Linked DNA regions of Homo sapiens: region 2 is linked to region 1. Evidence: chromatin loops called from intact Hi-C (ENCODE). Cell type or tissue: dorsolateral prefrontal cortex. All regions are shown on one strand. Links, peaks and the distances in the headings refer to the core of each region. The heading gives the core; the rest is flanking DNA. Region 1 has its middle 230 kb from the start of LINC01029. Region 2 overlaps ATP9B (ATPase phospholipid transporting 9B (putative)).

Region 1 (16,613 bases), core at 7,561-11,560:
AACTTATTAGGTCAGATCACACAGTTTGAAGTGTCTATTACACTTTAATTTTATCGGATTTCTTCCTCTGGAATCCGCCACACTTCCCTTATCTTTTGATTGAGATTGTTTTTAGCACCATCCCAGCCTCGACAACCCCAAACAGCACTCGTGGCTTTGCCGTGGCCATAGTGGGTGGGATCGGCAAGCTCTGCTGCAGTGGGGCCTAGAGAAGGAGCAGTTCTGCTGGTGTGAAAGCGCCCTCTCCTCCCTAGAAGGGCGTTCATCATCAGATCATCCTGGATTATTACTGGCTCACACACCCTGTCAACAACAGACCCTTTCTGCAAAATGCACACACACACACACACACACACACACACACACACACACAGGAAATTCAAATATAATTTCAGGGATCCATACAAATCATGAAATTGATCTATGGACTTCTTAGGGGTAAAAGAAACAGAATTTAGATCTTTGGTTAAAATCCACTGTATGTTCATTATATACAGATAGTTTTACTAATAACACAAGCTGGATAAATATTCTTTTCTCAAATTGGCGCATTGTGGCCAAGATTTGTACAGTAACCTATTTGATGTGTTCTTTTAAATCCTTTAACGCTGACTTGAAAATGTTTCCATCGAATTGCTGAGACTTTCATGAGGTCCTGTGGGGATAATCTTCCACAGCTCCTGCTCTCAAGTAACTAGAGGAGAAAGATAGAATGTATTCATGAAAATAGAGTTCTCTTAGGCAAGATGTTTCACCTTCCCTAGACTTCAGGCTTCTCATCAGTAGAGTGAGGGAATTGGACAAAGTTGTTTAAAAGGTCTGTTCCAACTCTAGTTTTTCATGACTCTATCGATCTGATAAAATTATATGAATCTACAAAAGCAGGTCGTCATAATAATGTCTCAACGAATGTACAAAAGTTAATCAGACTGTCGGTGAGGAAATGGTCCATGCCCTCTGGGGCAGGTGCTACTGCGGACATGAGTTCCTGCTGGAGGCCTGGGCACTATTGTGTCAAGACTCAATTATGTTACAGTGAAAGGAGTCATACATGTAGTTTGGGAGGTGGTTATATTAAAATATAATGTATATGTAAAATTACCATCTCAATAAAATGTAGACTAGATTACTTTTCTCTTCATTGGCAACAACATGATCTAAGAACTGCTATTTAAGATAATTGGATGGGGTTATGAGAAACTTAAATGGACTTTGATGCTTCAATAATGAAAGATGAAAAATAGTACCCAAATTAAAGACATCAAATCTGTGCATATAATTAATAGCTCTTTACAGAAATATATTAATTTGGAAGAATACATGTATTAAACATCTTTAAGAAAATGGATTCAAGTTATGCCATTACCAAATAAGGCAAAAATTTTTAAAATCATGAATAGAAATTTACCTTAAGACTAAATTCTCCATTTTTTAAAAGCTATTTTGTTTTTGCCTTTTCAAAAAACATTTTGTAACTTTTAAATTATAAATATTAGCATCGCTCTATAAATCTCATGATATTCTAAAGACCCGCTTGAATAAAAGAAATTTGATGATATTAGATAATATTCTGTTCATCATAAATGCATTAAACTTGTGTGTGTGTGTGTGTGTGTGTGTGTGTGTTGTTTCCTCCAGTAGAGTTCTTAAGTGCCTCATTTGGAAAAAGGCATCTAGACCGACACACCTGCAGAAACGTAATTCCTTTGGATTCTACTCATAATTATCTATGCTACACATTTATTAACAAGCAGGCATGATGCTAGGTCTAGGAGATATGGATACAGAGAAAAGGAAGCCAGCCCTAGGTGTCAGTCCTTAAAGAAGGGAAAGAAACTCAACTTTAATAAGCACATACTATGTAATCAAAGTCTTTGCATGTGATGTTGATACAGCCTTGGCTCATCCTTCCACAGTGCTGTGAAGTAATGATCTCTGTCACTGTAGATTTGGAAAGGGGACCACATGGGGTCAAATCAGTTATTCAGCTTCATAAACATAAAAAAAAGTCAGAGTCATAATTCAAACCCAGATCCACCTGGATTGAATCATACTATATTTTTAAACTAAAAATAGAACAGCTAAGTAGCCAAAAAGCTAACAATAAACCACTGGATGGCAAAAGAGTGATTTAGGTAATTCATAGATTACCGACAGAAATTGCTGTTAGTTAAATGACCAGGGCACGTTTCACGGAGAAGATCCATGCCAGTGGAGGGTACTGTTTGGTAAAAAGACATTCAGGGCCGGGCGCGGTGGCTCACGCCTGTAATCCTAGCACTTTGAGAGGCCGAGGCGGGCGGATCACGATGTTAGGAGATCGAGACCATCCTGGCCAACATTGTGAAACCCCGTCTCTACTAAAAATACAAAAATTAGCTGGGCATAGTGGCACGCACCTGTAGTGCCAGCTACTTGGGAGGTTGAGGCAGGAGAATGGTGTGAACCCAGGAGGTGGAGGTTGCAGTGAGCTGAGATTGTGCCACTGCACTCCAACCTGGTGACAGAGCGAGACTCCATCTCAGGTAAAAAAAAAAAAAAAAAAAGGACATTCAGGACTTCTGAGCAGGTAGAAGGGCATCTGGAGCAAAAGAAAGAGACACCCCTGAGCTATGTCTATTCTGGGAGAAAAGTAAACTGATTTGAGAGGAAGTAATAATGAGAGATAACGGTGAACGCTTTGTGGAGGACCTTCTGTCCTGAGCTCAGAGACTTATACATTTTTTCCCATAAAAACTTAGAACTTCACAAGTTTTCGAGCCAGGTTTCTTGCATGGTCATGAATGTAAAAGAGATTAATTTCCAGTGATCTTTAGGATGCACTAGGATAATAGTTAAGATGCTATTCTAATAGCACAGTTAGGGATTTATAAAAGAAGAAACATGGTTGATCATAGACCCCGTAGAAAGGAAAAGGCACGCAGAAAACACGAAGAAACAGTCGTCTCAGTGATCAGTGGAGAAGGAAGACCATAGGAAAGAAATGAGTGAGAGACGATGAAGACTTTCAGCCTGTTTAACTGGTGGGAAGTTGAAAGCTTTTCTGAAATGACATTGGAAAAAGGAGCTGGAAGTTCTGGCAAGAGATAATTCACTTCTGATCACTGAGGCTGTGTTTAAGAGGCAATGTCCTACTGTGGACTGAAGCTTCTCATCTTGAGATCTGAAAAGTTGTTAGAATGAGAACCTTGACTTGCTACTCGTTTGCATTGAGGTGATACCTTAAATCTTCAGGATAAATAATTTATCTCCTGAAAAGAGAAAAGTGTGCAAGTAAACGAACTTTGAGGAACATTCTTTGGAGGAGGAGGATGCAAGGGAGCAGTTAGGGCCCTAGACTCCAGGAATGAGCTTGCTCTGCGTGGAGATGCCCTAGAATCCAAGAATGAGCTTGCTCTGCGTGGAGATGCCCTAGAATCCAGGAATGAGCTTGCTCTGCGTGGAGATGCCTGCAACAGGAAAGAGCCCTGAAAAACCAAGGGCTACGGAGTCCTCACAGGGATTGAGGATGATGTTAATAACCTGGAGTTGTGTTTTCTAATGGCCTCCCGGAGGAAATTTTAATAGGAAGACCAAAAGCCAGATGGAAGGAAATGAAGGACAGTTGTTGGCTGTTGTATAGAAATGGAAGCAACGGACAAGACCCTTTTGTTAAACACAACTGTTTGTCAAAAGAGGAGAGGACATTGGCCACCAGCAGCAAGGATCAATAGGAACCAAAAAATATGTTTCCCGTGCTTTTCCCCTTAGTCTGCAAGACATAGAACTTTGGACACAAACACAAAGTGGGGAAAGATGAAGAGAGAGAACGGGAGGCAGAGCTGCTCAACATCACATGGATTGCTTGAGAGAGAAAGCATGCTGAGGAGGTCCTTTATGTTGTCCTTTGAAATAAATATTATTTCACCCAGGCTGAGTAAAGAATGAAATAGTCTAAGTGATGCATAGACTTGCCTTAACATGGATAGTGGGATGATCATGGCTGGTTAGTGTGGACACCCTCGTTCATCTCTGCAGGGTAGATAGGCACCTACACCAAGGGTGAGTGCACGTGGGCTGACATGAGGGCTTGGAGGAAAAGCATTCTCACTAACAGATGTTCCATGAAGAACGACTATGTGCCAGAGCTTAGTGCTGGAAGCTGGGAATGCTCCTTGGAATAAGAGAATTTTTAAAGAGGTGAATCAAAAAACCACTGTGCATGGTGATCTCATCAGCAGGTTGTTTTGTGCAGTGTGGTCCAGATCAAGAACGGAGAAGTGATGCTGAGTGTAGCCAAGTCGTTAGGATGTTAGTTGTTGGCGCATTGATTCAACACCAGGACAATAATCAAGTGGGCCCAAGAGTCCAGGGCCTTATCTGGGATATTATTTAAGGACTTCATTACAATATCTGATTGATGAAGAATCAGCTAGTTTTACTGAATGTTTTAAAGTGTATAAAGCACTTATATATCCTTTATCTCTGAAAGTCAAATGTAACTACAAACAGGCTAATAGGCTGGGTGAAGTGAGCTGGATTAAGTGATTTGAGATCACAGTGAAAACAGTCAATTCATAAGATGAGTTAATTAAGGAGGCTGTGATCAAAGACAGGAACGCTTGAGTTTAAGATTGTGGATGGACTTATGAGCCCAATTTAGGACCAAGCAGGTGGACCGGCCAGGCTGTGGGTTTTAAGGGTCTTTCTGTGGGGAGTCTGCCTGCCTGAAGCTGAGGAAGGGTGAACACAGCCAGCCACAGATAAACGCCTTCTGAAGTATGAACTGGGGCAAGCTGAGAGCCAGTGCTGGAATGAACAGACTGTCATCAGATCTTAAGTGTGGATGTGAGTGTGAAGTGAGAATTAAGGCAGGATGCTAGGAGCCAGGCCTTCCAAACAGTGACTGGGAAGAGAGAGCAGTGAGGAGGAGGTCTTAGCTCCCATCCCTGGGTGCTGCCCACGTTGTGGCAGCTGGTGGAGTGATGGCAGGGAGCTGTCCTAGACTGTGAGCCCTCAGTGGCCAAGCTTTTATCTTGCACCTGCTGCAGCCTGCTTCTCCTTAGCCCCATGCAATGGAGTGCAGGGGACAGGACGTCCATCAGGTCTCCTACACCGGCAGGGACAGATGTGTGGGGAGAGACTGGAGAAAGAACCTGGACTCCTGGGGAAGCTCTGACTGATCCCAAGGGACTGGAAGAGGGCAGTGGAAATAATCAGCACTGAATTTACACAAACACCTAACTCATTTACATAATGATGCTGAATTTACACACTTATTTACATACAACACTGAATTTACACAAACACCTAACTCATTTACATGACACTGAATTTACACAGCTAGCTCATTTACATAATGATGCTGAATTTACACAGCTAACTCATTTACATAATGATATCAAATTTACACAAATGCCTAAGTCATTTACATAATGACACTGAATTTACACACTTAACTCATTTACATAACAACACTGAATTTACACAAACACCTAACTCATTTACATAACAACACTGAATTTACACAAGCATCTAGCTCATTTGCATAATGGCACTGAATTTTCACAAACAACTAACTTATTTGCATAATGATATTCAACCTAAGAAGAGTCACAGTTTAAAACTCCTCAAAATGTGTGCCTCCCTCTTTTACTTTACTCTTTCTCACATTTGCAGTCTGAACAGAGACGGTATAGTTTACATCTTTAAATTGTCTCAAACAATAATCACGTTGGAAGAGCAGAAACAAAAATGTTGAGTGCTTTGAGAACCAGAGAAGCAACTCTGTTTATCTTTTGAAAAGAAAAATAGCACCAAATGCACAGAAAACTTATACCCCAATGGAAGGTCTTCAGGACGGCCTTCTACTTGACTAACTTGCATTGTGATTTTTCAAATGTATGAATATTTTTATTCAAATTAATAATAATAATAATAATAGGAAATCCATGATCCCTGATTGCATTGTTTTCTGAACATGTTTAAAATCAAAATGGGTAAACTTCCTCTTCTCATTAGCAATCTAACTATGGATTATTTATTTTTCATATTTATAAATAAAGTTTGAAAACATGGGGTAAAGTATAAAAAATGACTTCCTCAAATTTTGAGAACAGGGCTCTGTTCCTTTTTTATACTTTCAAAAAGTATTAAAAAGTCTCAAAATTTGACCATGGGTTAAAGTATAAGAAATGACTTCCTCAAAACTTGACTTCCTATAAATGTACGTTTATTCTTTAACCCAAGTCAAATTTTGAGATTTTCTTAATAATTTTTACATGATTAATAACTTTATCATATCAAGGCATGTCTGTGAAAATGTATTGCTAATTTCCACTAAAAGAATTTGAAACTCAAGAGTATGCACACTTTTAAATACAAAATAAAATGTAAAAATAGAGAAGGAATTGACCATTGTCAAAGAAAGCTCTTTGGGAACCAGTTCAGCTCACCACATTCCCTCTCTGCAGTGCTCAGTCCTCCCAGAGTCTAGTGCACTACACGGAGATGGTCTTTGATAATCTGCTGTTCCTTATTACATTTCAAGCTTGCTGTTTAAGCGAGTGCACTCCGTCGACATAATATTGTGCCCTCCGTGACAGCCTGACTTCCCTCCACTCCATCTAGGTATCAACCCTGGTGATAGGAAACCGAGAGTCACCAGAATATCATTCTGTAAACAAAAACAAAAGCCCAGCAACAACTTCTCCACCCCATCGTAAGAAGATCAAAAAGAAAATGCAAACAGCAGCTTCCCAATGCTTGTGTAGAATGGCCCTCCCACAGCACGGTGGGTGGAACAAAAGCCCCTTTTTGGCATTTGCAGCACCAGCAGCTGCAGGCTGATGCACTAGGCTTTCCGTTAAATAGGGGCTGGGGCATAAAAATAGACACTGGCATTTATTGGAAGCTTAAGCCTGTTGAAGTTTTACAGATTTAGAAAGTTCACTAATCGCTATCAATTAAAATCCCTGCCTCCTTGTTGCATAAATTATTCACAATGCAGCACACAATAGTAGGGCTTTTGGAAATATTTATTGTGGCCAAATGTTGGAAACAGTGAAGTGCAAACTAAAGATTTTTAAAAGTGCTTCAATTTGCAAATACAAAGGAAATGGCCACTTCAACAGCAGCACTGGACTATATCTTCATGTAAGCAATGAATGATAGGTGTGTACTAGAAAAGGGTTTGGGACCTGTGACACACTTCTAGCAAAATTTAATAAGAGAATTTTCTTTAGTCTTCACTTAAAATCAAAGAAACATTACCTAGCTAAAAATATCAGTCCAGTCAGCCATAAATATGCAAATACGTATGTGTGTGTATGTGTGCATACATGACTCAAATACACACATGTATGACTCTATAAACACCTGCACATTTATTAACATTAATTACTTTCTAACATCTGAAGGTTTTATTAAAAATTAGAATTAAAGATCAAACTGAGCAAATGCTCGTTCTGAGTTGAACACTGTCACCTGTGGATGCATTTTCAAATCTGTGCTGTTTTTGATCAACATTTTGTAAATAGTCACTTCACTGGCCCATTTTGCTCTATTGTGAGCTCTACCACAGTATCACACCACTTGCCCCAAGCAGCTCTCCTCAGAGGCTTTTCTTAAGCACTGGCGCTGGATCTGTCCCTACAGAACAAGGTCCGAGGTGAGCACCGCCAGAAGGAATGGGTCAAGAGCGGCCACCTGGGTTCTGTCACGGCTGTTTGACAATAGGAAACTCAGATATTGCCATTTCCTGAACCCTCACAAGCATCAGTGAAGCTGCTAAAAATTTCTCTAAAAGGGGGAAAGCAACTGGAAGAGCACATTCAACAATGATAATAATGCTGTCATTAAAGATTGATGAAGACTTTCAATTAGAACTCATTCCTGATCTGGAGCCGCTTAAGCCAGTCCTGCCTACTATGAGCTAACGCTCAGCAATGCAGATAAAGGGTCATTATAATCTATTGAATTCAATCATGACAAGTTCATTTACCTGACGGGAGCATGTATTACATACAAAAAACTAAATTAAAATAACATTATGGGTTGACTCGAATCCACACAAGAAAAGAAATTCAGAATGAAGGACAGAACTAATCACAGGCTAAGAATAACTTGATTTATAGTCCCTTTTTGTTGCAGAAAAATACTTATTCTGTTGTCCATCCTAACTGACAACGTAACCTTCCTTTGAGAGAGTACACTTTCTTATTCAGTAACGCTGCACTTCAATACGACAATGATAATCTCTGATATCTAAGCAGAAAGGTTTAAAGACATACCATTCATTAAAATGATTTAATAATTCTTTCATAAGAATAAATACAACACATACGATTGTGCAAATATACAGCCAAATATATTTATTTAAATAAATTTTAAGGTAGTATTGAAGCTACTACATATCTATAGAAACACATAATTATAATAAAATATTTGTAAATACTTCGTCACCAATTTTAATGTCTTGAATATTATATTTTTGACTAGAACATTCAAAATATTTATGAGGAGAAAGGCTAAATGTAAAATGATGTATTTAAATAATCATATATCAATAATATATATATATATACCTACATTCTTATTTTTCTAGTAATATTTAACCTCCTTGTAAGGCTCTGACCATTGAAAGATATACTTTCTATCCTAACACTATTTGTATTTGTTCAATTTTCTAAAAGATCTCCCAAGTCTAAGTTCACAGTGATTGATATGTTTTTGAACTTTGTCACTAAGTAATAAAAGGCAAATCGTTCATATTAAAGAGTTAATGAATGAGGTTCTTAACTGTGAAAAGTTGATAGTTCTACACTGAAATAAATTTTGCGAACTCGAAGGAAAACAGTCTCTCAAGATTTGTTTTATTACTGTTTTTTTTTTTTAAAGAGGGTTAGGTTATCGTTGCACTAACAAATTATTGGACATCTTTATTAAATATTATTTTAAAATCTTCAGTGAATGAGGACAGAGTAACTGGAGTCATTTCATCTTCTGGCTTGAACAATGTAATCTGCTTTGAAACACAAAAGGTTTCAGTCCTACCGAAGGAATTCCAGCACTTATGCGTCAACATTCTTCAAGCTGAAAGCACGTTTTAACTAACTTGACAGTGGATAAAGAAGGAAATTTCTACAGTGATTTCCTAGGTATATTCTATGTTACAAATCAGAATTTATTTCGGTCCTAATTAAGGACATCTTTGCTGTTGCTGTCTTCACTCACAGCGTCTACACTAAGTTCCTGCCGGCGGCGGTCCAGTCGATCTCTGAATGTTGAATTTTCCTAGAAACCCATTTTAGTGCCAGTTTAGGAGCAGCTGACGTGTTCACGATTTTAAGCTTCTACTGTTTTCATTCAATAAATTGTTAACATTATCCACACACACAGAGTAAACACCTGAAAGCACTAAAATGCTGCCCTTCTCCTGTTCTGTTACATACAGGGAAAGCTTTTAATGTCTCGAGTATTTTCTTTGTTGAAGGCAAGGAGTGTGAACACGCAAATGGGAGTGGGTGTACATGGTAGGATCCTTGGATTTAAAATATCCCTTTTATGTCAGAAATTCACTGAGTCTTTCTGAAAACACATCAGCCAGGCCTGTGTAGTGATCTCTACCATCTGGTGGCAGCATTGCACCGGTGTAGACCGCTGGAACGGCACCTTCCTTTGGAGACGGCAGAAATTAAAGTCCGTGTGGTTTTCTCAGGAAGCATCATTGTACATACACGATGGCTCCCAGAAAATTGCACAGTTACGTCTATGACATATTCCATAACACTTATTTAATCATCAAAACAGGACTTAATGTAGGGGTCTAATTTCTGTTAGCCTAAGTAGGCAGCAGGTAAGTTATGCTATTCAATAAAAATCACAATTTTATGAAATTCTATTTATACTCATATCTTAATTTTCATATTTCAAATATCCAGTAAGTGTTCAGCCAGGATAAAAATCCAGCATTTGTTATATCATTATCGCTGAGTAACTAAGCTAACATAACCCACATTTGTTTTCAATCATATCAGAGTTGCGTTCTTGAAATCCTCAACCTAATTTTTAGTGTTCGACAAAAATAATATATATTCTTTGGGAAGTAGTTCTATATGAAAGAATTTTTCAAAAATTATGTTCATAAAAATTCAAAGATGTATGTGCTACAAATAAAAGTTCCTTGAAAAAGAGACATGTTTTTGGTTAAAATATGCTCTATACCTAAATAAAGTAAGTGGAAAAATATAGATCTAAAATTGTTCTTTAATGCAGAGTATGTGTTTCTTAGACCCAATTGAGGGCAAGATAGCTACTATTAAAATAGTCACCTAAATATATTACTGTGATATATTTTAACTGTGCACATTACTTTTGAATTTTAATTGTGTTTTAAATTTTTATGTATTCAAATATTTAAATTTCAAAGTTTTGCACTATTATTAATTAAATCCAAGTAGAAATTATTTTTCACCTAAAGCAAACTGACCAGTCAGATGATATTGATGTAAGATAGGTCAGTTGCCCAGGTGGCGTGTCTCATAAAAGGCAGAGCCTCCCAGCACACGTCCGTTTCCTCGCAGGCCTCACACTGGGAAAGGTGGTCGCCATGGTGCTCCCGGCAGCAGCCCTCTTGCTCCCCTGGCCTCCTTCCTTCTAACTTCTACGTATCTATCGGTGCCATCAGTTCCTTGATACACGGGAAATGGAGAAGCAAACAATTTTAAAGCAAAATATCTCAAACCTTCCTTGGAACAGACTGAATGACAGTAAAGAACATTATAAAGGAAGTCAGGAGAGCCCCAAAACCTTCCAGTGTTCTGACCTCTGGAATATCGTATTTTTCATTCTGTCCCAATGATCGCATCTGAAAAGGACATTTATTCCTGGATTCACTACTCCTTTCAAAGATACATACCAGGCACCATAGTTTTACCAGATGCAATTACAGTCAAGATGGAATATGTTTTGGCTCCTAAAAATTATAGGTCCTAGATTTACTTACTGGAGCTTAATGAAAAAAAAAAGGCTCTAACTAAACAAAATAATTTCAATAGTAACAAAGTGAATTCTTATGTGGTTGATCTGTATAAAAATGCAGCTTTTTTAACCAAAAGAGAAGTTAATGGTTAAACGTGCGGAAGAATCGCAGCCAATGCAGAAGTGAGTATGGGTTTTGTTACTGTTGCTTTAATCCTTGGAGCCTAACACAGCGCCTGGTGTACAGAAAAGGAGCAACAGATATGGATAGAAAAGTGAGAGCAAGGGGCACACATGCCATCAGGCTCTTCTTCAGACTCTTTGCCTCATAACTACTCCTATACCTGTAGTTTGCAAAGGCATATTCTTTAGCCCGTGTGCAAAATAAAAACTAAAAATAAAAATTGTGTTCATGTCCTGAGAATAATAAATTATATGTATAATACACTATATATACACATATACATGCATAGATACATGTCAGCCTATCAACATGTACTTAACTATATATAACATATTGTACATATAGTATTTATACATGTTTACAGGCACACAGGTATATCCATACAAATCCATACACACACACACACACACGCATTTACATATGAACAATACGTAACACATGTTTTATATATACAACTCAGAGTGTATCATATAATATATCATAATAATATATTAAGGAAGAGGAACATGGCAACGTGAGATTTGAAATATTTGAAGAAATAGTGTGGAGATTATTTATTCATTTATTCCACAAGCCTCCTTTCCATGTCTACCATTTTCTGGTCTTGGTGTTAGAAGCTTAGGGATAAAGCAATAAACAAACACTGACCCTGAACTCATGAAGCTGAACAAAAACAAATAAAAATCCAATAATTTCACACATAATGTTTATGTTCTGTTTTTATAAGTACTATATTTAATAGATGTAAGAATCCTTTCATATCAGTAGTATATTGGGAATAGAAGTAGGTCTGGGCAATTGGTTTTCTTTGTTAAATACTCTGAGCTCAATTTTCATGAAGAGGCCCCGAATAAGCTCAGTGGGAGAAGGTGAGGCCTGTCATGACACTAACAAGTGCAATCTTAGCTTTTCTATGTATATGACACAGTATCTGGATAAAATTTTAAAATTTCAGTCAATGAATCTAATGCCTCAAATTACCAAAACATTTGGTTGAGTAGAGATTGCAAGGAGTACCTTGACTGCATTGTTTTGTTTTACATAGGCATTTCACATTTTGCTGTTAAAACTACTTATTTATAAAATAAGTTGAACAATCTTATTTCATTAAATCTACGATATGCTTGCTCTTTGCCTAATTAAATTCTTTTTCTTATGTTTTCTTTTTTAATCTCCTTTCATTCTACCCATGTTGCCCAGAGTAAAGACTCTATGCATTAGATAGGACATTTGGGGGCTTAATCTTCACAAAGTATTTAGCATTAAAATCATGTCGCCCTGAATTCTAAATTATTTTTATCTTCCCTGACATTACAAATTCCCTTTTGAGAAGTATTTTTTGGCAGTGTCTTGTTCCTCATGTCCAGATCCTTAATTGCATGACCATCAGGAAGGTGATATACAGTCTATTTAAAGATCACATGTTGCTGTAAATCTCTGGCACAGTGACGTGGTTTATAAGGCAAATTACAACTCTATCGGACTCCTTTAAAGCGATTAAGATTGTTCTTTTTGTTGACTGTTTTTGGTCACAGTAGGCAATGTTTTTTTTTAAAGGTTACTTTTGATAAAAGGTAAGATGCAATGACAAAAGGTTTCTAAGATTAAGACAAACACATTTTCCTGTGATTTTGGTAAATTTACATAGGAAATAAAAAGGTTCTAAAGGAGATTTTATCTGTAAATCGTGCTCTTGACATCTTGCATTCTATAAATAATGTGGAGCAAAATCAAAGAACTGACTCTCCTTGATATTTGTGCTCCCTAATGGGTTGAGCAATCTCTCTATCTCTAGTTATGATGATGTGGTCATGAGGATGTGGTAATGGTGCTGTGGTGTCATGGTCCTGGTGGCATCGCTGTGGTGGCATGGCTGTGGTGTCATGGTCCTGGTGGCATCGCTGTGGTGGCATGGCTGTGATGGCTTGGTCCTGGTGGCATCGCTGTGGTGGCATGGCTGTGGTGTCATGGTCCTGGTGGCATTGGTGTGGGGGCATGGCTGTGGTGTCATGGTCCTGGTGGCATTGCTGTGGTGGTGTGGCTGTGGTGTCATGGTCCTGGTGGCATTGGTGTGGGGGCATGGCTGTGGTGTCATGGTCCTGGTGGCATTGCTGTGGTGGCATGGCTGTGGTGTCATGGTCCTGGTGGCATCGCTGTGGTGGCATGGCTGTGGTGTCATGGTCCTCGTGGCATTGGTGTGGTGGCATGGCTGTGATGGCTTGGTCCTGGTGGCATCGCTGTGGTGGCATGGCTGTGATGGCTTGGTCCTGGTGGCATTGCTGTGGTGGCATGGCTATGATGGCTTGGTCCTGGTGGCATCGGTGTGATGGCATGGCTGAGATGGCTTGGTCCTGGTGGCATCGCTATGGTGGCATCCCTATTATGTCATGGTCCTGGTGGCATAGCTGTGGTGGCATGGCTGTGGTGTCATGGTCCTGGTGGCATTGGTGTGGTTGCATGGCTGTGATGGCTTGGTCCTGATGGCATCAGTGTGGTGGCATGGCTGTGATGGCTTGGTCTTGGTGGCATCACTGTGGTGGCATGGCTGAGATGGCTTGGTCCTGGTGGCATCACTGTGGTTGATCCCTGTGATGTCAATGTCCTGGTGGCATAGCTGCGGTGGCATGGCTGTGATGTCATGGTCCTGGTGGCATCGCTGTGGTGGCATGGCTGTGATGGAATGGCCATGGTGGAATGGTTTTGGTGGCATAATCCTGATGGCGTGGTCATGGTGGCATTGTCTGGTGATGTGGTCATGATGGTGGGGTCATTTTACAGCCTGATCTCCATCTGCTACTCGCCTCTTTAACCTGCCTTGTTAATTGCTAATAATACAGGCCTGATTTTTCTCAAATGCACATTTTACTGCCCCTGAAAAACCCTAGGCATACTTATTTTTGCTCCCCTCAATGTTACTTTCTGTTCCATAAATCCATAAATGGACCAATCAGAATGCATATTCAGTATCTAGAACTGACAATTGTCTAGATGTGAACAACTAAGGTAACCCCTCGATTGTGTGTGAAATGTATTTACTATCGCTCTAATCTGTATTTGTCACAGTGTTCTCAGCTGGCATGGAGACCACAACAGGCATTCTGTAGGCCCGACAAACACACATTTGTTGCTTCCCAGACCTAAAATGTGTGTCAAGCTCAGTCATGAGACATAGGTAGAAACTGCTTTTTCTGGATTTCCCATAATTCTTCTCCATGACATCTTGGCATTTCTGGGTTATGTATATTTTAAAATCTGGACATTTCCACTGTTAGCTTATATCATACAGGAGATTTTACTTTATGTTGTTACCTATCTAAAAAATAATCCACCTGTTGGATTCTCTATTTTTCTACTTTAAGACCAGAAAATTAATTTAATTAAAAATAGTTAGTTCTTTAAAAAACTCAAACAGTTAACATGTAATTTTTGTCAATAGATGTTTTAAAATCTGGCTTATGATCAAACCAATGAGATAATAGTTGCGATCTTAACAGTTAATAACTTTCAATATTCTGACTTCGAGAGAGAAGATTATAAGTCTAAGATAACAGGTAAATTAATATTGTTTCTGTTCTATTTCATTTGATAGAAAAGGGTAGTGGGAGATGATTTTGGCTAGTTGATATGTTAATAATGACATGTATTTATTTTATAATATGTCTAGACAAAAAGCTATGAGTATGTAGTGTGACACTAAAACCTCAGTTCTTTTCCATTCATGATAACATGTTTTACAAAATTGCTTAATTTTTGTTAATTTTCCATTTCAACTCAAAATGAAAAATTCAATGATAATTGACCAGTTCAGTAAACAATAGGACGGGATTTCAGGACGTTGATCAATACTTGAGAGTCCTCTCCATCAGTTTTCCTGGAACCCCTGTAGAATAACTAATACAATTAGATATTGATGGGATGTCACAAGCTTTTTATGATAGGCAAGGAACTCCAGTATGCAACAGTATTTCCTCAGAGTGTGTGTGTAAGTGCACGCGTTTGCATTACAAGCTAAGACTTCTAGAAAAATAATACCTCATCTGGCCATTTGCTAGCCTCAAATTCCAGTTTTCTCAGAATTTCACTCATTTCCTAGTCACATGGTTCAATAATATAATGAGCATTAGAATTATTGTAGCTTTGCTTTTCATGTTTACCCTCAATTCCCATTTTTCAGGAAAGGCAATTTGGTACCCTGATACAACCACAGGCACCTGTCCAACCCCTCTAAGGAGACTAAGTGTATTGGGGTCTTTTCTCTGATGATCTGTATGGTTCACTCCACAAGCTCAGATCCATTCTGGTCCTTAAGTGTCCATTCTGCACAGCTCAGTTTTCTTTTTTTTAATGTAATATGTCTAAAACTATCGGAGACTCTAACAACTTTAGAAACACACCAGGTTTTCTATGCAGCCTAGGGCTTCCAATTGCAAATATTCAATGAATAATAGGAAAATTTGAGCCTCGCTGAAGGCACATGTCAATATTCTGTGCATCTTGATCGAATGCATTATTGTCTCTTTAGCTGCATGTGTCAGCCGGCTATCTAGAAAGATGGAAACAACTGAGTCCCTGTAGCCAGAGCTTCTTAATGGTCCACGCAAATATGCTTAAGTTTATTTCCTTCATAACTCTTTGAAAAGCTTCTCACCACTCCTTCTGTAAAAAATTGAATACACATAAAACAAACTTCATGTTCACTAAAGTGCATTGAGTTTGAAAGCCAGCAGTGATTTGATTAATGTAGATTGAAAATGAAAATAAGTGTATATATTTTCATACTTAGAAATTTAGAATTCAAGATACTTTCAAGAGAAAAAGAATTCCCGTGTACCTGGTGTCCAGTCTCAAATACCTCAAGTAAGGTTTGCAGCTGACTAACCCCGCCTTCCATAGGTGTGTCTGCGTGGACGTGAAAGTAGCGTTACCTTTGTGGGGTCTCTCAGCAGGCTGCTGCACATTCGTTTCCAAAGCTAGCATCACCAGAACTGAAGTCCCAGCAAGGACATACCTCATGACTTTGTGGATGTTAACCACAACCTTACGGTGGCAGCATGCATGCACACTGCATTTCTTAGGGTTTTGCACACAACTTTTTATCTCAGCTACAGTCATACATAAGCATCTTACACAGAAGCAGTGTCTGAGTCCAATCAGGAGATGACTCATGCAGTAATTTGCATGGAGAAATTTACCATAAAGAAAGGGAGGAGCAAGCGAATGGAAAGAAAGATAGCCGGAAGGGGTATGGCCGTAGCAGATGTGGGGAGCAGCCATGGCCCCTAGGACTGAGGTGGACATTGGAGAGTGGCTCCCTAGAGCAGGATTGGGCACTGTGGAGAGGGGTAGTGAGTCTTGCTGAATGGCAGGGAAGTCCCTGTGCTGGAGGAGCTTGCCAGAAACTCACCCTGCAGACACTGAGGGACACCTGCCCTGAGGGACGTGCTGGAAAGCTATATCCTCTACAACTAGC
Region 2 (16,613 bases), core at 4,901-8,900, 1.6 Mb after region 1:
TCTGTGTGAGGGGTGCCCTGGGTCTGGAGGTGTCCGTGTGAGGGACCCTGTGTGAGGGGTGCTCTGGGTCTGGAGGTGTCTGTGTGAGGGGTGTCCTGGGTCTGGAGGTGTCCGTGTGAGGGACCCTGTGTGAGGGATGCTCTGGGTCTGGAGGTGTCCGTGTGAGGGACCCTGTGTGAGGGATGCTCTGGGTCTGGAGGTGTCTGTGTGAGGGGTGCCCTGGGTCTGGAGGTGTCCGTGTGAGGGACCCTGTGTGAGGGGTGCCCTGGGTCTGGAGGTGTCTGTGTGAGGGGTGCCCTGGGTCTGGAGGTGTCCGTGTGAGGGACCCTATGTGAGGGATGCTCTGGGTCTGGAGGTGTCTGTGTGAGGGGTGCCCTGGGTCTGGAGGTGTCCGTGTGAGGGACCCTGTGTGAGGGGTGCTCTGGGTCTGGAGGTGTCTGTGTGAGGGGTGCCCTGGGTCTGGAGGTGTCCGTGTGAGGGACCCTGTGTGAGGGGTGCCCTGGGTCTGGAGGTGTCTGTGTGAGGGGTGCCCTGGGTCTGGAGGTGTCCGTGTGAGGGACCCTGTGTGAGGGGTGCCCTGGGTCTGGAGGTGTCTGTGTGAGGGGTGCTCTGGGTCTGGAGGTGTCCGTGTGAGGGACCCTGTGTGAGGGGTGCTCTGGGTCTGGAGATGTCTGTGTGAGGGGTGTCCTGGGTCTGGAGGTGTCCGTGTGAGGGACCCTGTGTGAGGGATGCTCTGGGTCTGGAGGTGTCTGTGTGAGGGACCCTGTGTGAGGGATGCTCTGGGTCTGGAGGTGTCTGTGTGAGGGGTGCCCTGGGTCTGGAGGTGTCCGTGTGAGGGACCCTGTGTGAGGGGTGCTCTGGGTCTGGAGGTGTCTGTGTGAGGGGTGCCCTGGGTCTGGAGGTGTCCGTGTGAGGGACCCTGTGTGAGGGATGCTCTGGGTCTGGAGGTGTCTGTGTGAGGGGTGTCCTGGGTCTGGAGGTGTCCGTGTGAGGGACCCTGTGTGAGGGGTGCTCTGGGTCTGGAGGTGTCTGTGTGAGGGGTGCCCTGGGTCTGGAGGTGTCTGTGTGAGGGACTCTGTGTGAGGGGTGCTGTGGGTCTGGAGGTGTCTGTGTGAGGGACCCTGTGTGAGGGGTGCTCTGGGTCTGGAGGTGTCCGTGTGGATGCTGGTGGTGAGGTTCACACTACAGTTATCTAAGATGTTACCATTGGGAGAACTGGGTAAAGATCACATAAGATCTCGGTGCTATTCCTGACAACTGCATGTGAGTCTACAATGATCTCAACATAGAAAGGTAAACATTTTTAAAAATCATTCTTCTACCCGTAAGCATTTGTGACTTATAGAACATGCTACTGTGCTCTGAGATAAATACTCAGTCTCCGCAATCATCTTACTTGGTTGCCAACTTACTTTGTTGGTTTTTGTGGAGTATTTTTTGGTGTTTTTGAAGCTGTGACCTCTAATCCAGAGGTCTGTTTCTAGCTGTGTGGTAGAAGTTTCTCACGCCCATTGCACTCCGCTCTTGGTCTTGCAGGTATGCCACCATATACACCATGTTCCCAGTGTTCTCCTTAGTGCTGGACCAGGACGTGAAGCCAGAGATGGCGATGCTCTACCCGGAGCTGTACAAGGACCTCACCAAGGTACGGGCCTCAGGCAAGCTGTCTGCCTCACGACTAGCACCCACATCTAGCATTTTACACGAGTGAGAAACAGGCCAGTCAGGAGGCATTTCCAGGCATTTTGTGAAAAACGATTCTCTGTCCTTGAAGATGTTTTTTATGTCTCCTAATTGTTGTTGGCATTTTCTCTTTGAGTTAAACTTCAAAAGGGGAAAAACATCTCAGGGAAAAAAATTTCTCAAATGTTTGCAATAAAGCTCTAATATCATACATACAATTAGAATTGTAAAAGATATTCTAACCATTTGTGGAACTTTTGTGAAGTGAGCTCACCAAATGTCAGAGAAGATCTCACTGTGTAATTTCTGTAGAAAGGCTCCCCCGGACAGCGTCACTGCACCTGCTGCAGAAATAGCATTCCAAAGCTGGGGAACCCATGGGCTGCATGTTTCCTGTGTATTTCCAAGTTTGTCAGTAGTTGTGGATTTCAGAATTATCCCTGAAAAGTGATAACATGTGTCTGTCCCTAGGGTCCATAGACTATTTTTGCAGTGATGTCACCAAGAAAAAAATCCACCCCAGAAAACTTCAGTCACCTGAAACTCTGAGAAAGATGGATTTATTTGGCTTAAAACTGTGCTCTGTTAGGATTAAAGGAGGCTTTGAATTTATCATATTCTTTACGACAGCATATTTTATAGCATAGAACGTGTAAGGATACGGGGTAGAAGAGAGGCTCAGCTCTGCAGACACAAATCATGGTAACTCTGGTATTTTCCACAAAGCTAGCTGTTTTGAATCAACATTGAAAACAAAATCCACTAACCGCAATTAAATTTAGATTTACAATCGATAAATGACAGGTGTCTGAAATTATCAACTCAGATTTTTAAAGCAGTAGCTGTATGGTAAAGAAAGAATTAGATTAGGCATTAAAAAAGAAAGCTAATGACTACCTAGCAAACAGATTCTAGTCCAGCTAACCACTAATTAACCAACTAGATTCTTACCTAGCTAACCACAAACTGAGAAACTAGACTCCTGTCTGTCTAACTAGTAACTAACAAACGATACTCTATCTAATACAGCTAACCACTAACAAGCTAGACTCTTATCCAGCTAACCACTGACAAACTAGACTCTAGTCCAGCTATAACCACTCATTAGCCAGAGAGGTGCTGGGTAAGTCATGTTAACTTTTTGATTTCTTGATGTTATTGAAATGAAATAAAGACTTTAAAGTTTCTTGAAAAAAATAAAGAATTCTCATTAGTGTTATAATCAAGACAAATAAAGCTAGTTCACCAGTATCACATGAAATATAAATACCAAGCGTTATTATCATGGTGGCATCATCGTGACTACTGGGAAGCATCGTCCCAGGTCACACCTACTATAACTAGAAGCAAGACCGCTTAAGTATCTTAAACTGATGAAACCATTGTGATAAAGTACAGCAGAGTAAGGAGCAAAGATCCAAAAACTTCGGGAAGCTAGTGTGAATAATGATCATTTTAGTAGCATATGCATTTCCTCATTCCCAGAGACTCTAAAAATGTTTACCTAAATGCTGCCTTACAAACATACGGGAACAAGCTTTTCATGTACGAAGGTAAACCTCGATGCGCTACCCTCAACCCTAGGAAACCGGCACGCAAGCAGGGCAGAGGTCACCAGGGGTCTTGTAGCCCCAGCCGGTGCTCCCGGATCGCTGTGCTGGGAGAAACTTGTCATAGGACTGTCATGCCACAGCCATCTTGACCGGCTATTGGAGTGGGGCAGTAACACGTTTTTACTGTTTTCAAGGATTTAGATTGTACGCACCAGTCTCTTTCTTTGTGGATATCTAAATGGCTCTAGTAACAAGAGGTTCATAGGGCCACAGGTGTCTGACGGAGCAGCTAATTATCCGTAACTGTGGCCATGGAATCCGTAAGTTCTGTGTTACTGGTGCCGTTGAACCCTGTTCACTTCTGATTGTGTTGGATCTCATTAAGGGTATTAAATTTCCGTTTTCGTTAAGGTGAGCAACAATTTAGAATGTTTTAGTATCCTAAAGTCAGGTCACCATCCCTACATTTTTTTTTTTTTTTGGTCAAGAATGCAGTCACTCATTTTCTCTAAGCTTCTTTTCTTCAACATCTTATCTGCATTGTAACTTTTTTTTAAATCTACTACACTTCAAATTCTTTGAAAAGAAAATAGCACTAAAGTACTGAGCCACTAAAGTTAATTTAGTTATTTTTTCTTATTGAAGCTAAAGAACTATTTTGAAGCTTTCTGTTCCTTCTGAACAGTTCGCCAAGGTAGCACAGACTGCAGCACTCTGCGTTGTTGTCTGATGATCGGGGCAGCTGGAGACTGGATGTGCCAACGCAGTTTATCCACACCGGTCAGTGTCAGTGGACACCAAGTCCCCAGTCCGTCGGCTCAAGCTCCTGCGATGTAGGACAACATAGCCCTGCTCTCAACAAGTCTGTATTCTAGTCAGGATGAGAAAGCAGTGAATCAGTGGCATAGAGCAACAGCATAAAGGGCCGCGGCCTGCAGTGTGAGTAACAACAGCATAAAGGGCCGCGGACTGAAATGTGAGTGGCTGACCGGCGAGTGCCGGTCCAGTCAGTTCTGAGTCACATATCTCAGGTCACCGTAAATTTATAAAATACCTTCAGAGGCGAGCCAGGGAGGCAAGGCATGCATTCCCTGCACACAGGAGAAGACTCAATTGGAAAGAAAATCTCCTCTTTTTTATGTGTATTTGATAACCAGTCTTTATAATCTAAAAGTACAAATAAGGCACGCATTATAAATCTCACTTATTGTCCTAATGAGTTAGCCAACCTCAAGTATAAACATTTGTCCCCTGCTGTGTCTCGATGGCCTGAGCCACACATCGACACAGTATCTGTTAAGTAAGTATTTGATAAACAAATGAGGCAGTGAATGAATCAGTTAAACAAAGAGTCAGGATTTCCTTCGCTTTCCTAAAACTGTGTAGCTTTTATTCTTTACAGAAAATGGTATATTTGCAACACTATTTTGTTATTCTTTTGAAGCTCAAATTCTGCTTTGAATTATTAAACTTTACTCACGATGAGTTCAGGCACTTAATTTTCTGGATGCCAGTAAGACGGGAAACTGACCTACTCATCTCTCTCCTAACTCTGCACATGTCTTCATTCATTCTGAATGGTGTGTAACCGCTTAGGGAAGCTAGTTACTCCAAGATCCAGGCATCAGGACTAGTAAGGTGACCCTGGTTAAGTGAGCCAGCTCACGTGGTCCCAAAATATCTCAGACTGTGGCTGTGAATTTTGTTACCAATTCATAATCTTACATTACCAGCTAACTCCAGAGACATTTGATTTGTAGTTGTGCTAATTGTAAAGATATCAAGTAGGTAATATACAGTTCTTCATGAAATCTCTGGTGCCATTAGGTATTGAACCATTCGGACCCCTTCACTAATTTTTATTTTCTGTAGAATACTCTCAAATGGTTTTATCTTTTGAAATGTATATTTGTATACTTATATTCTTTTCAAAATAATAGTGAATAAGACAATAAAAGGAAATTTAAAACATTGAGATTAGGAAGGAGGAAATAAAAATATCTCTGTTTGTGGATGCTATAATTTTCTATGTAGAAAATTCCAAGGAATCCACACACATACAACCTCCTATACTTGTAAACTTCATAAAGTTTCAGGATACAAGGAATAATTTTTCAAAATCATTTTTGATTCTGTACACTAGCAATGAATAATTGGGGTTTGAAAAAATTTGTAAACATTTATAATAATACATTTAAGCATTTATAATACAAGAAAGTGAGACACTGAAGTGTACCTCTAACAAAATACACCCAAGATCTGTGTGCTGGAAACCAACAACATTGAGGAAAGAAACTGTAAAAGGCGTAAACAGATGTTCCTGGATTGAGAGACGTAAACAGATGTTCCTGGAATGGGAGGCATAAACAGATGTTCCTGGATCAAGAGGCATAAACAGATGTTCCTGGATTGAGAGACGTAAACAGATGTTCATGGATTGAGAGGCATAAACAGATGTTCATGGATTGAGAGGCGTAAACTGATGTTCCTGGATTGAGAGGCGTAAACCCATATTCCTGGATTGAGAGGCGTAAGCAGATGTTCATGGTTTGAGAGACGTAAACTGATGTTCCTGGATTGAGAGACATAAACAGATGTTCCTGGATTCGGAGGCATAAACAGATGTTCATGGATTGAGAGGCATAAACCCATATTCCTGGATTGAGAGGCGTAAGCAGATGTTCATGGTTTGAGAGACGTAAACAGATATTCCTGGATTGGGAGGCGTAAACAGATGATCCTGGAATGAGAGGCGTAAACAGATGTTCCTGGGTTGGGAGGCGTAAACAGATGTTCCTGGATTGAGCCTCAATTAGATGTTCATGGATTGAGAGCCTCAGTATTGCTTCACATTGACAAGCTCACTCTAGAATTTATATGGCAAGGCAAGGGAACTCGAATTGCCAAAATAATTTAGAAAATAACAGAGTTGGGCCGGGCGCGGTGGCTCACGCCTGTAATCCCAGCACTTTGGGAGGCCGAGACGGGCGGATCACGAGGTCAGGAGATCGAGACCATCCTGGCTAACACGGTGAAACACCGTCTCTACTAAAAATACAAAAATTAGCTGTGCATGGTGGCGCGCACCTGTAGTCCCAGCTACACGGGAGGCTGAGGCAGGAGAATGGCGTGAACCCGGGAGGCGGAGCTTGCAGTGAGTCGAGATCGCGCCACTGCACTCCAGCCTGGGCGACAGAGCGAAACTCCGTCTCAAAAAAAAAAAAAAAGAAAAGAAAAAAAAGAAAATAACAGAGTTGGAAAACACACTACCTGATTCCAAGACTTACTGTAAAACAGTAATCAGTTAGACAATGTGTTATTGTCAAAAGGATAGACAAAAAGATCGGTGGAACAGAAAAGAGAGCCCAGAAATACATCACATGTGTCAGATGATCTTTGGCAAACATGAGAGGAAATCAGAAGGAGAAGAGTTGTGTCTGCAGCTGTTGGGACAATTCGCCGCCCATGAGCAACAGACCCACAACCTCCACCTCACACTTCATGTGAAAATCCACCCAAAGTGGACCCTTGACCTATATGTAAAGCTATAAACCTTTCAGAAGAAAATACACACAAAATATGCATGACCTTGGGTTAAGCAAAGAGTTTTTAATCATGAGATCAAAATCATGATCCTTAAAGGAAAAAAATAATAAATTAGACTTTACCATAATTTAAAAGTTTTGGCCAGGTGCAGTGGCTTATCATGCCTGTAATACCATCACTTTGGGAGGCTGAAGCAGGAGGATAACTTGAGCCCAGAAGCTCAATACCAGTCTGGGCAATATAGTGAGACCGTGTCTCTACAAAACATAGAAAAAAATGAGCTGAGCATGGTGGTTGCTGTGTGCCTGTAGTCCCAGCTGCTCAGGGGGCTAAGGTGGAAGGATTGCTTGAGCTGAGGAGTTGGAGGCTGCAGTGAGCTGTGATTGAGCCACTGCACTCCAGCCTGGGTGACAGAGCGAGACCTTGTCTCAAAAAAAAAAAGTTTTTCTCTCTGAATGATACTGTTAATGAAAAAACAAGCCACAGCCTAGAAGGAAATATTTGCATGTCACACTTTTGATAAAGGAGTTGTTTCTATAGTATATAAGAAACCCCCAAAATTCAACAAGAGAACAACCCAGTTTTTAAAGTAGACAGAAGATATTAACAGACACCACCCCAGAGATAATCCACAGATGGCAAGGAAGCCTGTGAAGATGCTCAGTGCCATTTTCATCAGGGAACTGCAAGTTGAAGCCACCGTGAGATGCCGTGTACCCACCCGTGCTAGAACAGCCGAAATACCAGCAACGTGAAAGGCTGGGGAGGGTCCAGAGCAGCAGAGACTCCCCTTCACTGCTAGGGTGAAGGGAGAATGATACAGCCTCTTCGGAAGACAGTTTGGGCATTTCTTACAAAGGTAAACATGTATTTACCCCATGACCCAGTAGTCCTGTTCCTAGGTATTTCTCCAAGAGAAATGAAAACTTAGATTCATACTAAATCCTATATATGAATGTTCACAGCAGCACTGTCATAACTGCCAGAAGCTGGAAACAACCTTGTGCCCTTCAGCCAGTGGGCAGAAGGATGTCTCCGTGGACAGGGACAGCCCATGCGTGGATGGAAGGACATCTCCGTGGACGGGGACAGCTCCCGCGTGATGGAAGGACATCTCTGTGGACGGGGACAGCCCATGCGTGATGGAAGGACATCTCCGTGGACAGGGACAGTCCATGCGTGGATGGAGGACAACTCCGTGGACGGGGACAGCCCGTGTGTGATGGAAGGACATCTCCGTGGACGGGGACAGCTTGTGCGTGGATGGAAGGACATCTCCGTGGACGGGGACAGCCTGTGTGTGATGGAAGGACATCTCCGTGGACAGGGACAGCCTGTGTGTGATGGAAGGACATCCTAGTGGACATGGCCAGCCTGTGTGTCATGCCACCAGGCAGTGGGATTGTGCTTAGCAGTGAGGGGTTACTGCTGACTCACATGACATGATGGATCATACATTGTGCATTTTGCTGTGCAGCAGAAGCCAGACTTGAAAGCTGGTATTGATTCTTTTTACCGGACACCTGGGAGGTGCAGAACTGTAGGGAAGAGACCCGTCCGTGGTCGCTAAAGGTTTGAGTGTAGAGGGTGACCGGAGAGGCATCCCGAGGGGGTGTGGGTGTGGAAGCTGCTCTGTCTGGCGCGGTGGTGGCGGACACCTGACCGTGCCTCTCTCAGAGCCCGCTGGACGGCACCAGCATGGAGCTAAGGGAGGAGGAATGCAGACAGCGGCCCATGAACCGCAGAACCACACTGTGGGCTGGGAAGAAAGGAGCTCTTTTCAGTGGCCTTGGGAAAGGCGTTTGACTGTGGTTCACTGTAAGGCTGAAGACAAAAAGAACTGCAAACCGTGGGCTGCGTTTGGCATTTGCTTCTTACAGGAATCAATAAGCCCATGCATGGTAGCTAATGAGAAGCAGATTTCTCCCTGTTAGCGATGAAGTTAGAAATGAAGGGCTGGATTGAAGCCCAGATCAGTTTGGGCTTGTGGTTTCTGTGAGATAAATAAATAGATGAAGAAATAAACACGGACATGTGTGAGCATGACTTAGTAAACACACACAGTCCTAGGCCATACACCGAGTGGCTAGAATCAGGAACCAGGCGGTAGTGAGCAAGCTCAGTGTTGCAGATTATGCGGACGAGACCCTGTGCCGTCCCCCACCACGCAGAGCCCTAGAGAAGGGGTTAATTCCAGGGCTGAGGCAAGGGAAATACAAGATGAGCCTGAAACTTCTTGTGGAGCAAAAAAGTAAGGAACTGCTGAACAAGAATCAGTGAGGCTGGTGCGGGAGGCAGGTCTGACGGCGTCAGAGGCTGAGCCTCCCACGGGCTAGCACTGAACACCCTGCACAGCAACCTAGACAGCAGCATGACTAGATGATAACCAGAGAGCACACAGATACCTTCACCTCCACCGTGTGTACGCAGAGAAAGTGCCTCCTCAACCAGAGAGCACACATATCTTCACCTCCACCGTGTGTACGCAGAGAAAGTGCCTCCTCAACCAGAGAGCACACATATCTTCACCTCCACCGTGTGTACGCAGAGAAAGCGCCTCCTCAACCAGAGAGCACACAGATACCTTCACCTCCACCGTGTGTATGCAGAGAAAGTGCCTCCTCAACCAGAGAGCACACATATCTTCACCTCCACCGTGTGTACGCAGAGAAAGTGCCTCCTCAACCAGAGAGCACACATATCTTCACCTCCACCGTGTGTACGCAGAGAAAGTGCCTCCTCAACCAGAGAGCACACATATCTTCACCTGCACTGTGTGTACGCAGAGAAAGTGCCTCCTCAACCAGAGAGCACACATATCTTCACCTCCACCGTGTGTACGCAGAGAAAGTGCCTCCTCAACCAGAGAGCACACATATCTTCACCTGCACTGTGTGTACGCAGAGAAAGTGCCTCCTCAACCAGAGAGCACACAGATATCTTCACCTCCACCATGTGTACGCAGAGAAAGCGCCTCCTCAACCAGAGGATTCCAGTTATAAATGGTGAAGGAACCAGGGCAGTTGGAGGCCCCGCTGGGGCACCAAGGCAGCAGCCACTGTCACGAGGTCTTCCAAGGGAAGTGGAACTCCAGGGTCACAGTTCCCATCACCAGGGATGAGAGAGGCCACCACACCTCCTGCTGTGGAGCCCTGCAGGGGACACGTGTCTCCTCAACAAATCCTCCCCAGTAGTGTCATCAGTAGAAGACATCAGACAAGTCGAAATCAAGGGCATTCCAAAAAGACATGTCCGGAGCTTTGAGGAGCAGCCAGGTCATTAAGGACGGGGAGACAGAGGCGCTGGCCAGATCACAGAGCCCAGGAGACATCACGGCCAGAGCAGCGTGGGGTCCTGTGTGGGGCCCTGGGCAGGAAAAGCACATTTGAGAAAAACCAGGACCTCCACACCATTTCTCTGCCACGGTGCGTGTCTGTGTCTCCATGGAGTGTCGCCCTGGGTGGGCTGGAGGGCGCCATGGCCCCGGGTGAGCTGGACGGCGCCGTGGCCCCGGGTGAGCTGGAGGGCGCCATGGGGCTGTCTGCGCTGCTTCTGCAGCTTCCCTGCAAGTCTAAAGTGATTTCAAGGCAAAATGATTAGAAAACGGAGTCAGAGCCAAGAAAGTCTTCAATTTTCCTAGGATAGATGAACAGAATTGGGCATGGCGCCAGGTGCCTGTGGTCCCAGCTGCCCGGGCTGGAGAATCACTTGAGCCTGGAAGGTCGAGGCTGCGGTGAGCTGTGATCGCACCACTGCACCCCATCCCTCGGCAACAGATCAGGACCCTGTCTCTACAAAAACAGGACTGTGTTTGCAAAGCTGCAGTCTTATCCTTCAAAGTGTGGAGTTCAAAACCAGCCCATGTCTGCGCCTGGCCCTGGCCCAGTTGCGAGCACTCTGTGGCAGCAAGTCCACCTTTAGGTGCACACTCTCTGCTTGGTGGCTCTCATTTAACCTGTCCTGTAATATTTGAACTTTCTGTCCAGTAATATTTGAAGTTCATTTTATATTCTAAGAGATGTATTTAATGAAATTGAGCTTATCCATGTAAGAATGAAGGAATGAGACCCTGAAGAAATCAGTCACCGTAATTTCAGACCATTAATAGAAGAAATAAAAGTGACAGTGGAGTGAGTGTGGCAAGCAGAAGAGCTGTCGGGAACGTCACCTGCCCACCCCTTTGCTGTAGGACCCTACCACCAGCATACTCCGTCGTTGGCACCCTCGTCGTTGGCACGTCTCTACCCTCAGCAGAGCAGGCCAGGCACTGAACGGCAGGAAGCCCACACTTCCTCCCCAGCTTCCCTTCCTGCCAAGGCCAGAGACGCGTGCAGAGCCCCAGTTAATTGGGGCTTCTCTCCCCGGCGCCACCGTGAGCACCGTCCTTCCCTCTCTGTTTGGAGGGTTTGTTCTTGATATGCTTTGACTGCACTTTTTCTCCTCTTGCATCTGCCTATAGGATCTTTCTACTCCACACTCCCAAACTTCTCTCAAATAATTACAATTATGGGAACAGGCGAAATTTGTTGTTGTTGTTGTTCTAGTAAGAATCAGATTGGGAGGCCGAGGCGGGCGGGTCACGAGGTCAGGAGATCGAGACCATCCTGGCCAACACCGTAAAACCCCGTCTCTACTAAAAATACAAAAAAAATGAGCCGGGCGTGGTGGCTCACGCCTGTAATCCCAGCACTTTGGGAGGCCGAGGCGGGCGGGTCACGAGTCAGGAGATCGAGACCAGCCTGGCTCACACGGTGAAACCCCGTCTCTACTAAAATACAAAAAAATTAGCTGGGTGTGGTGGCGGGCGCCTGTAGTCCCAGCTACTCGGGAGGCTGAGGTAGGAGAATGGCGTGAACCCGGGAGGCGAAGCCTGCAGTGAGCCAAGGTCGCACCACTGCACTCCAGCCTGGGCGACAGAGCAAGAGTCCGTCTCAAAAAAAAAAAAAAAAAAAAAATCAGAGAACGTATACTGAGGAGGTAGGCTGGGAGAATAAATTATAATAGAGATAAAAGTGGTTACAGACTCAGGACAGGAGTCCTGGCATTTTGGAGTGGCTGGTCCCATGCCACGGTGCCGATCCTTGCAGAGGGACCATCTTTCACGCCACACGCGCATCAGCGTGCTCTGTGCCCCACAGCACTGAGTGCTTCCGTACGAATAACTGTACACATATGACTTTGAGGTTGGTTAATCTTTCCTTAAAATTTGCTTGATTTGGCCGGGCGCAGTGGCTCACGCTTGTAATCCCAGCACTTTGGGAGGCCGAAGCAGACAGATCACCTGAGGTCAGGAGTTCAAGACCATCCTGGCCAACATGGCAAAAGCCCATCTCTACTAAAAGTACAAAAATTAGCAGGGTGTGGTGGTGCACACTTGTAATCCCAGCTACTCGGGAGGCTGAGGCAGGAGAATCGCTTGAACCTGGGAGGCGGAGGTTGCAGTGAGCTGAGATCGTGCCACTGCACTCTAGCCTGGGCAACAGAGCAAGACTCCATCTCAAAAAAATGAAAATAAATTTTAAAAATTTGCTTGATTTTATTTTTTACAATTTTTGGTATGATAGAAATATACTTTCTGAATCCGTAATATTTAATGGTAAATATAACAGTAGCATTCAGTGAATATTTACTATGCTGCTGGCATTGTGCATATTTTATTTCATGGCTCATTTTATTTCATGCACGTGAGCCACATGCCACTATTACTTCTATTTCACAGAGGAGGGAACTGAGGCACAGAGATTAAGTCCTGAGCCCAAGAACGCAGAAGAAAGGCGTGTGCTAGGCAGGACTCCACTCCAGGCATTCCACACATACGGGGACATCAGTCAGAGTGACAGACATCTTCATCTCTTCCTAAACCAAATGAAGAGGTACCTGGCCCAGGAAGAGTGGCTTCTTCCATAACATGAAACCCATAGTGAATGAATTGCTTCTATGAGTAACGTGTCTGTACCATCAAATATAACAGGATTTTGTTCTCAGAGCTACAGTCTGGGAGCCATTAATAGGAGGTGTACGGATATTTTTCTCAAATTATCTATTTTGTTGATGTTTTTTGTACCCATTCTGTTGTGTTTGCTTTTATTAATCTATAATATCATCTGCTTCAATATGGAACACCCCACAGGTGCAGGTCTGAGGTGCTCCCTGTTGGCAGCTCCTAAAGAGAGGCAGCACAGACACCACTTCGTCTTCCACATAGACACCAATCATTGACCTACATGAATAAAACTGAATACATTTCAGCAAATCAGGCCACAGAATAAGCCTTTTCTTTCTTATGTCAAAATAATTAAATTTCCTTTTACAGTTTTTGAATAAAATGAGCCACATACTTAATTACAGATGAATTTCGTGACCAAAGACCAAACACCTACCATTACCCAGGGAGAGAAATGTCCTTGGGAAATACGTACCAAGAGAACTTATTTGGAGTATATAAATGGTTTAACTTCAAAGTTTTCTGCTTTTTAAAAATCAGTGGTGCTTGGCTGGGTGCGGTGGCTCACACCTGTAATCCCAGCACTTTGGGAGGCCGAGGTGGGCGGATCATGAGGTCAAGAGATCAAGACCATCCTGGCCAACATGGTGAAACCCCCTCTCTACTGAAAATGCAAAAATTATCTGGGCATGGTGGCAGGCGCCTATAGTCCCAGCTACTTGGGAGGCTGAGGCAGGAGAATTGCTTGAACCTGGGAGGCAGAAGTTGCAATGAGCCAAGATCGTGCCATTGCACTCCAGCCTGGTGAAAGAGCAAGACTCCGTCTTAAAAAAAAAAAAAAAAAAAAAAAAAAAAAAACAGTAGTGCTTCTTCGTCACAGTGAATTTGAATCTTCCTTTTCATATTCACGTGTGAGGGCTCAAGCTCCGTCAGCATCTTCACACACTGACTCTTGCAGCCTAGGAAAACACTTAACATATGTCACCACACTTGTCTTTTATAATTAAACTACAACTAGAATTATAATTCATAAATCTGCCACTGGTGGCCTCCTGCAGGAATATAGCCGCATTTCCAGCGTCCGTGCCTCTGTTCTGTGATGGCTCATGCCTGTGTCTAAAGGTCTTCAGCAGACTCAGGCAGGTGCAGGTTCAGACAGGCCCTGAGCACAGCCTGTCACCATCCTCCATCTTCCCTGCTGTCTTCTGTGTCCCCTGAGCTTCCGTGAGGGTTTGTCTTTCCTCTGTGGCTCTTTAAACCACTTCCTGTCCTTAGGAGAATCTCCCCCGTGGGTGGGGAAGCCCTAAATCAGGGCAGGACTTTGGGCTCTGATCAGCAGACTACACTTCTTAGCACCACCAGCCTCCAGCAAGAACCTGAGGAAATCACGGAACTTCTCGAGTCTCCTCGTCTGTAAATGGAAACGACGTCTGCTCTGTGTAACTGAGAAAATAGATGCGAAGGTGTCAAACAAAGGCCTCACATAAAGACAGGGCCTCTCAACACGTGTCACTTTCGACAGCTCTTTAGCACCAACAAGTCAGGGCGATTGTTAATGACTCAGCCTCTCTTCTTGGACTCTAAATTAATCTTCAGGGATGCAGTGGGACAAGCAACCCCGTGGGCCAGAGCTCCCCTGCCTCCTGCCCCCTCGTCCCCTGCCTCCTGCCCCCTCGTCCCCTGCCTCCTGCCCCCTCGTCCCCTGCCTCCTGCCCCCTCGTCACCTGCCTTCAACTTCGCAGAGTGAAGGGCCTGGCGCAAGGACCCATTCCATGGGGTTATGTATGTGACATGTTCTCCAGCGAGGGTTTAAGGGATAACTTTTTACTTCAGTTGAGATGTGCCATCCTTACTGAAGAACTGTTACGTTCTGTATCTTTTGATCTGAAAAAACCAAACAGTAAATATAGAAGTATTTGTTGACAAGAAATAAGGGAAAATGTTTTTATTGCCAAGAGCCTTTCCCCCTGGTTCACTGAAATGTTTGCTTGTATACATCACTCCTGGCTTAGTAGAGCCAACAAGACGGCAGGTCAAACAGAAGACAACATGAACGTCTAACCTCAGGCACCAGTGGACACGTGTGGGACCCAGGCAGCTTCTTCAGGATTCGGGTGTCAGGAAAAGGCGCCCGAAATGCTGGTAGACCAGGTGGCTGGGGTGGCATGGATGGGGCTTATGGACCTGGGTCTTTCAGAAGTGACCCATAGCTCACTCCTGGAAGGCGTGAGTCAAGCAGGTGGTTCTGCGCACTAACGACGCTCTTCCACTGTTTCCCTAGGGAAGATCCTTGTCCTTCAAAACCTTCCTCATCTGGGTTTTAATAAGTATTTACCAAGGTAAGACGAGATCCTTAGTTTACTGGACTAAAGATTTTTTTATTTTGGTCTTTTTGTTAGCAATATTGTTTTTACTTGCAGATTAAATTCCAACAGCTTAAAATGCCATCAGCAGTTAAATACTCCCTTCTGTTTATCTTGTAAATCAATATTCCAGCAACATGGGTCCTTTTTTTTTTTTAACTGATGCATGCCACCTAAAAACTGACTTAGTTTTTAATTAAATGTTAATCCAGAAAGATTTTAACAAGCACTTACCACATTGTATACCCTGCACAATGGCTTTCTTTCATAGAGTGATAAAAAGACTTTGAGAAATCTGAGTTATGTAAGGAGAAGCCATTAGCTGCCCTTTGTTTAGTGTTCAGATAAATGGGAGATTGTTGCAAGTATAACTAACAGATCAGATATATTAATTACATGCAACACATAATTATTTACACTAATTGAAGTAGAGGTGTGGCTTCGTATCCAGAGATTAAAAAGTTTGTCTGCCTCGATTTGCCATTTCTAACTGATGTAGCTAGGATCCCATCTTATTTTGTCCATAATCCAGAGTTTAAGTGACTTGTTCATCAGCATGAAGCATGGGCATGGCCATTATCCGCCTTTTTTTTTTTTTTTTTAGACAGAGTCTCGCTCTGTCACCCAGGCTGGAGTGCAGTGGTGTGGTCTCAGTTCACTGCAACCTCCGTCTCCTGGGTTCAAATGATTCTTCTGCCTCAGCCTCCCCAGTAGCTGGGATTACAGGTGCGTGCCACCACGCCTGGCTAATTTTTTGTATCTTTAGTAGAGATGGGGTTTCAGCATGTTGGCCAGGCTGGTCTGGAACTCACGACCTGGTGATCCACCCGCCTCAGCCTCCCAAAGTGCTGGGAAGACAGACATGAGCTGCTGCGCCTGGCCTATCCCCTATTTTTAAGGGTCTTGAGTGACGTTGCTGGTTCAAGGCTGTTTCCTCTAGCTGGCTTACACCCTGCTCGTGTGCATGGAAAAAGCTCCTGCTGTTTTTCAGGCGGCATCCTCATGTATGGGGCCCTGGTGCTCTTCGAGTCTGAGTTCGTCCACGTGGTGGCCATCTCCTTCACCGCACTGATCCTGACCGAGCTGCTGATGGTGGCGCTGACCGTCCGCACGTGGCACTGGCTGATGGTGGTGGCCGAGTTCCTCAGCTTAGGCTGCTACGTGTCCTCACTCGCTTTTCTCAATGAATATTTTGGTAAGTTGCCTTGGAATTGTTTTTTGAATCGTTCTCTATTCATGATTTTGAAGTATTTTCTTATTGTTGCTTCTGAATACATTGTGTTAAGTTGTGGATCATGGTAAAACCCATATCAGAAAGTGCCTGCTCTTACTGTCCCTGCACCACGGATGAAGGCGCTGAGCCCCGTCGGTCACTGGCTGGCCGGTCCCCTGACAGGAGGCGCTGAGCCCCGTCGGTCACTGGCTGGCCGGTCCCCTGACAGGAGGCGCTGAGCCCCGTCGGTCACTGGCTGGCCGGTCCCCTGACAGGAGGCGCTAAGCCCCGTCGGTCACTGGCTGGCCGGT

The links. Peaks named below come from ENCODE experiments on the same cell type or tissue, not always from the same donor. Only the 100,000 strongest peaks of a DNase experiment are listed, where the experiment ranks them.
Region 2: it touches region 1 in a loop (6-fold over the local background); 1 of 110 quality-filtered maps calls a loop at or near these places.

The regions. Positions count from the first base shown.
Region 1 is chr18:77,756,075-77,772,687 of GRCh38, forward strand. No RefSeq gene overlaps it. Among named protein-coding and RNA genes, the nearest start is that of LINC01029, 230 kb to the right of the region's middle. RefSeq lists an enhancer at 6,362-7,076 and a silencer at 16,086-16,286. In dorsolateral prefrontal cortex, for the core only: a CTCF peak has its summit at 9,608 (motif pointing left); a DNase peak (open chromatin) is centred at 9,617.
Region 2 is chr18:79,357,818-79,374,430 of GRCh38, forward strand. It overlaps ATP9B (ATPase phospholipid transporting 9B (putative)), which reads left to right. Exons shown (of 30, transcript NM_198531.5): 26 at 1,537-1,645; 27 at 15,008-15,065; 28 at 16,081-16,284. Among named protein-coding and RNA genes, the nearest start is that of NFATC1, 30 kb to the right of the region's middle. RefSeq lists an enhancer at 3,596-4,795. In dorsolateral prefrontal cortex, for the core only: no CTCF peak of the experiment used is centred there; no DNase peak of the experiment used is centred there; H3K27ac peaks cover 846 bases.